Regions from separate parts of the Homo sapiens genome. Here region 2 is linked to region 1. Evidence: read pairs that join two places in POLR2A ChIA-PET (ENCODE). Cell type or tissue: endothelial cell of umbilical vein. All regions are shown on one strand. Each heading gives the region's core, and the rest is flanking DNA. Links, peaks and the distances in the headings are about the cores only. Region 1 overlaps RASSF3 (Ras association domain family member 3). Region 2 overlaps GNS (glucosamine (N-acetyl)-6-sulfatase).

Evidence for each region. ChIA-PET counts read pairs that join two places held together with the same protein. Peaks named below come from ENCODE experiments on the same cell type or tissue, not always from the same donor. Only the 100,000 strongest peaks of a DNase experiment are listed, where the experiment ranks them.
Region 2: POLR2A ChIA-PET joins it to region 1 with 5 read pairs; 5 of 35 experiments call an interaction of 5 or more read pairs at or near these places.

Annotation. Positions count from the first base shown.
Region 1 is chr12:64,689,540-64,692,354 of GRCh38, reverse strand. It overlaps RASSF3 (Ras association domain family member 3), which reads right to left. Exons shown (of 5, transcript NM_178169.4): 4 at 776-885. Among named protein-coding and RNA genes, the nearest start is that of MIR548Z, 68 kb to the right of the region's middle. In endothelial cell of umbilical vein, for the core only: no CTCF peak of the experiment used is centred there; no DNase peak of the experiment used is centred there.
Region 2 is chr12:64,746,648-64,749,462 of GRCh38, reverse strand. It overlaps GNS (glucosamine (N-acetyl)-6-sulfatase), which reads left to right. Exons shown (of 14, transcript NM_002076.4): 3 at 1,545-1,751. Among named protein-coding and RNA genes, the nearest start is that of GNS, 11 kb to the left of the region's middle. In endothelial cell of umbilical vein, for the core only: no CTCF peak of the experiment used is centred there; a DNase peak (open chromatin) is centred at 1,582; H3K27ac peaks cover 1,062 bases.

The DNA of each region.
Region 1 (2,815 bases), core at 141-2,640:
TCATGCTACTAATCTAACAAACAGTAGGAAACAGAGCCGTTTCCTAACTTTTAACCTAGAAACCCTATTCTCAATTGCACCATGTAGGACATTTCACACCATTTCCTGTTCCAGACAGAAGACTGGGACAGGAGCTTGGGATTTGCTCAAGTGTCATTTAAAGCTGACACTTGATCTAGAGGGCAGGCTCAAGTGCTTTTTTTCTTCTACTGAACTGGCTAAATACAATCCTCCCTGGAGACAACATGGCAAATGATGCACATGGAAACATAATTTCTTAATCAGTTGACTGGGCAAGGGGGAAAAAAAAGATGCTAGAAAGCTAAATGCCTTCCATGGTAAAGAGATCGAATTTCCTTTTATATCCCTTTAGAAGGGAATTAGCCTGGAGACTTTTGTTAGTAGCAAACACATGGTGAGTGTCAACTTTCAAAGTTCAGCTGGACTGGAGTATTTTGGAGGTGGGAAGGGGTGAAAATGACTCTCTGGATGGAGATCAAGTAAAAAAACTTTATTTTCTCCCACCTCTGAAAATGACAGACTAATAATATAAGGTTGTGAGAGAATGACATCATAGGCTAACTTTGGGTTCATTTCTGACAATTCAAAATCCCTCTCCCTCTCCCTGCCCTCCAACTCTCTTCTCTTCCCATCCCCCTGCCCTCCAACTCTCTTCTCTTCCCATCCCCCATCAATAGCCAAGTCACTAGGCTACTGCAATAAAATAGGGCCAGCTGTTCTGTATAGTTTAAAGCAATAGTGAACAATAACTTACCTCTCCAATTTCATGTTCACGAAGAACAAAACTAAGTGTGTCTGTTCTGGGCCCTGCTACCAAACGCAGGTAGAGTGGATGTTCCCGGTCTGAGAGCTTGCAGGCGTAGACTGGGTAAAGAAACAAGCAGCATGTTACAGAGTATTCAGCCATTCCTGAGACCACTTCCCCATTGTGATCCCCTCCTCCAGATCAAGGTAACCATCCAAGTTACCCCAGCCTCTAAGTCGCCAGTCGGCTCATCTTATTATTTAATACCAGTAGCCCACAGTGGAATAAAATCTATTCTGTTTCTGTTCAAATATAAACTGTGCCTTGATTAAGAAGGAAATTATTTTCAAGAATAAATTTTAATAGATATTAGTCCCAAAATATGCTTATAGTTAGCTCTGCTCTTCCTTTTAGAAAACAAGGTAAGAGCCAGGCATGGTGGCTCATGCCTGTAATCCCAATACTTTGGGAGGCCGAGGTGGGCGGGTCACCTGAGGCCAGCAGTTTGAGACCAGCCTGGCCAACATGGCAAAACCCTGTCTCTACTAAAAATACAAAAAATCAGCCGGGCGTGGTGGCGGGCACCTGTAATCCCAGCTACTTGGGAGGCCGAGGCAGGAGAATCACTCAAACCTGGGAGGTGGAGGTTGGAGTGAGCCGAGATCGTGCCATTGCGCTCCTGCCTGGGCAACAAGAGTGAAACTCTGTCTCAAAAAATAAATAAAATTTTTTTTAAATGAAAAAAAAAAGGCAAGATAAGAAACCTAAAAAAGGGTCCACTACTCCTTTAAAAACAATAAAAATAGGCCAGGCATAGTGGCTCGCACCTGTAATCCCAACACTTAAAGGCTGAGGCAGGAGGATCACTTGAGGCCTGGAGTTCGAGACCAGCCAGGGCAACATAGCAGGACCCTGGTCTCCAAAAAAAAAAAATTTTTTTTTCTAACTAGCCAGGCATAATGGGGCCCGCCTATAGTCCTAGCTACTTAGGAGGCTGAGGCAAGAGCATCACTTGAGCCCAGGAGTTCAAGGTTACAATGAGCTATGATCATGCCATGGTACTCCAGCCTAGGTGACAGAGTAAGACGCTGTCTCAAAAACCAAGGCCAGGCGTGGTGGCTCATACCTGTAATCCCAGCACTTTGGGAGGCCGAGACAGGCAGATTGCCTGGGGTCAGGAGTTTGAGACCAGCCTGGCCACCAACATGGTGAAACTCTGTCTCTACTAAAAATACAAAAGTTAGCTGGGCATGGTGGTGGGCACTTGTAATTGTAGCTACTTGGGAGGCTGAGGCAGGAGAATCACTGGAACCCAGGAGGCGGAGGTTGCAGTGAGCCGAGATTGTGCCACTGCACACCAGCCTGGGCAACAGAGCAAGACTCCGTCTCAAACAAACAAACAAAAAACAAATTTAAAAAAAAATGTATATACCATCCAAAGAACATAAAAACAAGAGTTCTAAAAGCAAATCTCTCTACAGATTAATTAAGAATTAGCGAGGCCAGGCGCGGTGGCTCACACCTGCAATCCCAGCACTTTGGGAGGCTGAGGCGGGCGGATCACAAGGTCAGGAGATCGAGACCATCCTAGCTAACACAGTGAAATCCCGTCTCTACTAAAAACACAAAAAAATTAGCCAGACGTGGTGGCGGGCGCCTGTAAGTCCCAGCTACTCGGGAGGCTGAGGCAGGAGAATGGCGTGAACCCGGGAGGTGGAGCTTGCAGTGAGCCAAGATTGCGCCACTGCACCTCCAGCCTGGGTGACAGAACGAGACTCCGTCTCAAAAAAAAAAAAAGAATTAGCGAATTAGCAGCTACAAACCAAGCAATCAGAATATAAGCTCCGGTAGCTTCAAGCACAGCTATATATGTCTCATGCTAGACACACACATACAGTGACATTGCCAATCATGTTAAAGGATTTGCCAGCCATGGGGGTAATATTTCAACAAGTCACGATTACTTTCAGATTGTACAGCTAAAGTCCAGGTGAGCAGGCAAAGAAACTGGCAGATAAAAATGCCATCGAGCTTCTCTACATTATTGTG
Region 2 (2,815 bases), core at 97-2,596, 57 kb before region 1:
GGCTAACACTGTGAAACCCCATCTCTACTAAAACTACAAAAAATTAGCCGGGCGTGGTGGCGGGCACCTGTAGTCCCAGCTACTTGGGAGGCTGAGGCAGGAGAATGGCGTGAACCCAGGAGGCGGAGCTTGCAGTGAGCTGAGATCGCGCCACTGCACTCCAGCCTGGGCAATAGAGCGAGAATGTGTCTCAAAAAAAAAAAAAAAAAAAAAAGCCAAATCAAGGCCGGGCACAGTGGCTCACGCCTGTAATCCCAGCACTTTGGGAGGCCGAGGCAGGTGGATCATGAGGTCAGGAGATCGAGACCATTCTGGCTAACACGGTGAAACCCCATCTCTACTAAAAATACAAAAAATTAGCCAGGCATGGTGGCGGGTGCCTGTAGTCCCAGCTACTTGGGAGGCTGAGGCAAGAGAATGGTGTGAACCCGGGAGGCGGAGCTTGCAGTGAGCCAAGATCGCGCCACTGCACTCCAGCCTGCGTGACACAGCGAGACTCCATCTCAAAAAAATAAATAAAAATAAAAATGCCAAATCAAATTTGAAAGGCAAAAAAACTTGCTAATATTGAAAGGATAATACCCAATTTTTGCATGAGTGTGTGCTCAAATGCCCATTCCTTCCCTGCTGGTCCAAGTATAAGCTAGTATTCCTTCCCTGCTGGTCCAAGTATAAGCTAGTATTACCTTTCTGTGAAGTGGCTTGGTGATGTGTACCAATATGATTGGGTAGAATGGGGAAAATCTGTTGCTGACAGTAGCTAATGGAAATATAATTACAGTAGGGAAAAAAAGTCTGTGTCCAGTGTATAAAATGATATAGGAAATGTGTAAAGCTGCAGATCAGCCTGCAAATGAACCACTGTGTCTCAATTAGATCCAAGTAGTATTCTTTGTCTTTGGTTAAGACCCGTCTCTCACCATGCTGTGCCCCCTGTGTATAAATATTATTTCTGGCTGGGTGCAGTGGCTCACACCTGTAATCCCAGCACTTTGGGAGGCCAAGGTGGAAGGATCACTTGAATCCAGGAATTTGAGGCAAGTCTGGACAACACAGGAAGAACGTTATCTCTACAAATAAAAAAATGAAAAAAAAAAAAGCCAGGATGGTGGCACACACCTGTACTCCAAGCTGTTAGGGAGGCTGAGGTGGGAGGATCACTTGCGCCAGGAGGTCGAGGCTGCAGTGAGCTGTGCTTGTGCCAGTGCACTCCAGTCTGGGTGACAGAGTGAGAGCTCGCCTCAAAAGAAAAAAAAAAACAACTATCTCTGCGGCAGATGAGACTAGAATTACTGTTATCCTGCAGAAAGAAGCCACTTGAGAAAGAAATCCGTTCTCAGTTTGTTCTGTCTGCTTTAATGTCTCCACTATGATTTAAAGCAGCCCTGAAGCATGTCATGTGTAGAAAAAAATATATATATTCCATGAGAAACTACATATTTGAAGTTAGAGTATTAAGGAGCTTTTCTTTACTCTCTTTAACAATGATGAGAAGTCCATCTTTCTTGTGTGACTTTGTCGTTTTTGCTTCCTTTCCTTTGTAGTATGTGCCAAGTGCTCTCTGCTGCCCCAGCAGAGCCAGTATCCTGACAGGAAAGTACCCACATAATCATCACGTTGTGAACAACACTCTGGAGGGGAACTGCAGTAGTAAGTCCTGGCAGAAGATCCAAGAACCAAATACTTTCCCAGCAATTCTCAGATCAATGTGTGGTTATCAGACCTTTTTTGCAGGGAAATATTTAAATGAGGTATGTTGAATGATCTGTTTCTTTTTTTATAATGGCTTTTAAAATGTGAATATAATTCATGTTAATTTTATTATTTCAATTAATGTTAAAGGATTTCTTGGTATACGTTGTTTTCTGTGAATCTGCCCATTAAACAAGTACCCATATCATGTAAATATGTTCATATAAGTACACATGTACATATTTACATGATTTGGGTAAGAACTTGTGTATTTATATGATATGGGCACTTGTTCTTCCTTTCAGTAGTCCCAGGAGCATGTATTTAAAAATTGTCCTAAGAGTGCTGCTGTCTGATGCGTCTTCCCTTTTTCCTCAGGAATTCTGTTTGTCATGTGGCTGTCATGGTATCTTTGTTTCCATTCCTTGTTATCAGTATCTAACTGAAGATATTTTTCGTCTTAGAATCTTTCCTCAGATTTCTTAGAATCTTTTCTGAATTATAACAACTTAATGCTTAATTCATTTTCTGATGTGAAACATGGCAACAAAATGTGCAGAGATTAGTTACCCAGAGTCAGGGTCGTGCAGGTCATTAAAGTGTATGGCCAGCAGCTGGTACACCAGCCTTGTAGACCTGGATGGAGGGATACCTCGTGGTGACCTGTCAAGGCTGGATTCCATGTGCCCACATTCACACATTGGCCTTAGCTTTTACCCAAAGTCCAAGCTTAAAGGAAATAGTATGTTCGAGAATGTTTGGGGTTAGCTCTTACAGTTAAAGTGGGGGTTCAAGACAGAGAAAATGTACTTATGCTCTTTATCTGTAGTTGCTAGAGATCTTAATATCTGATCTGGATTTTCTGTTAATTCTCCCCTCCCCCCAATAATTGGGGAAATCTGCAACCTTGTGAGTTTACAGGAAGATGAGTCAGTTTGAAAAGGATCATGAGAAATAGGAACTGTGGATACTGGATCATTTGGTTGGGGCTATGGGTCATAAAGAGAGCTTACACTACTTTGCATATTTGAAGGTCATCTGATGTGTATATAAAATTAAGAGAGATCGTTAAAGTATAAAGATTTTGTTTTCAGGGATTAAATTCTGCCTTAAGTGGATGGCA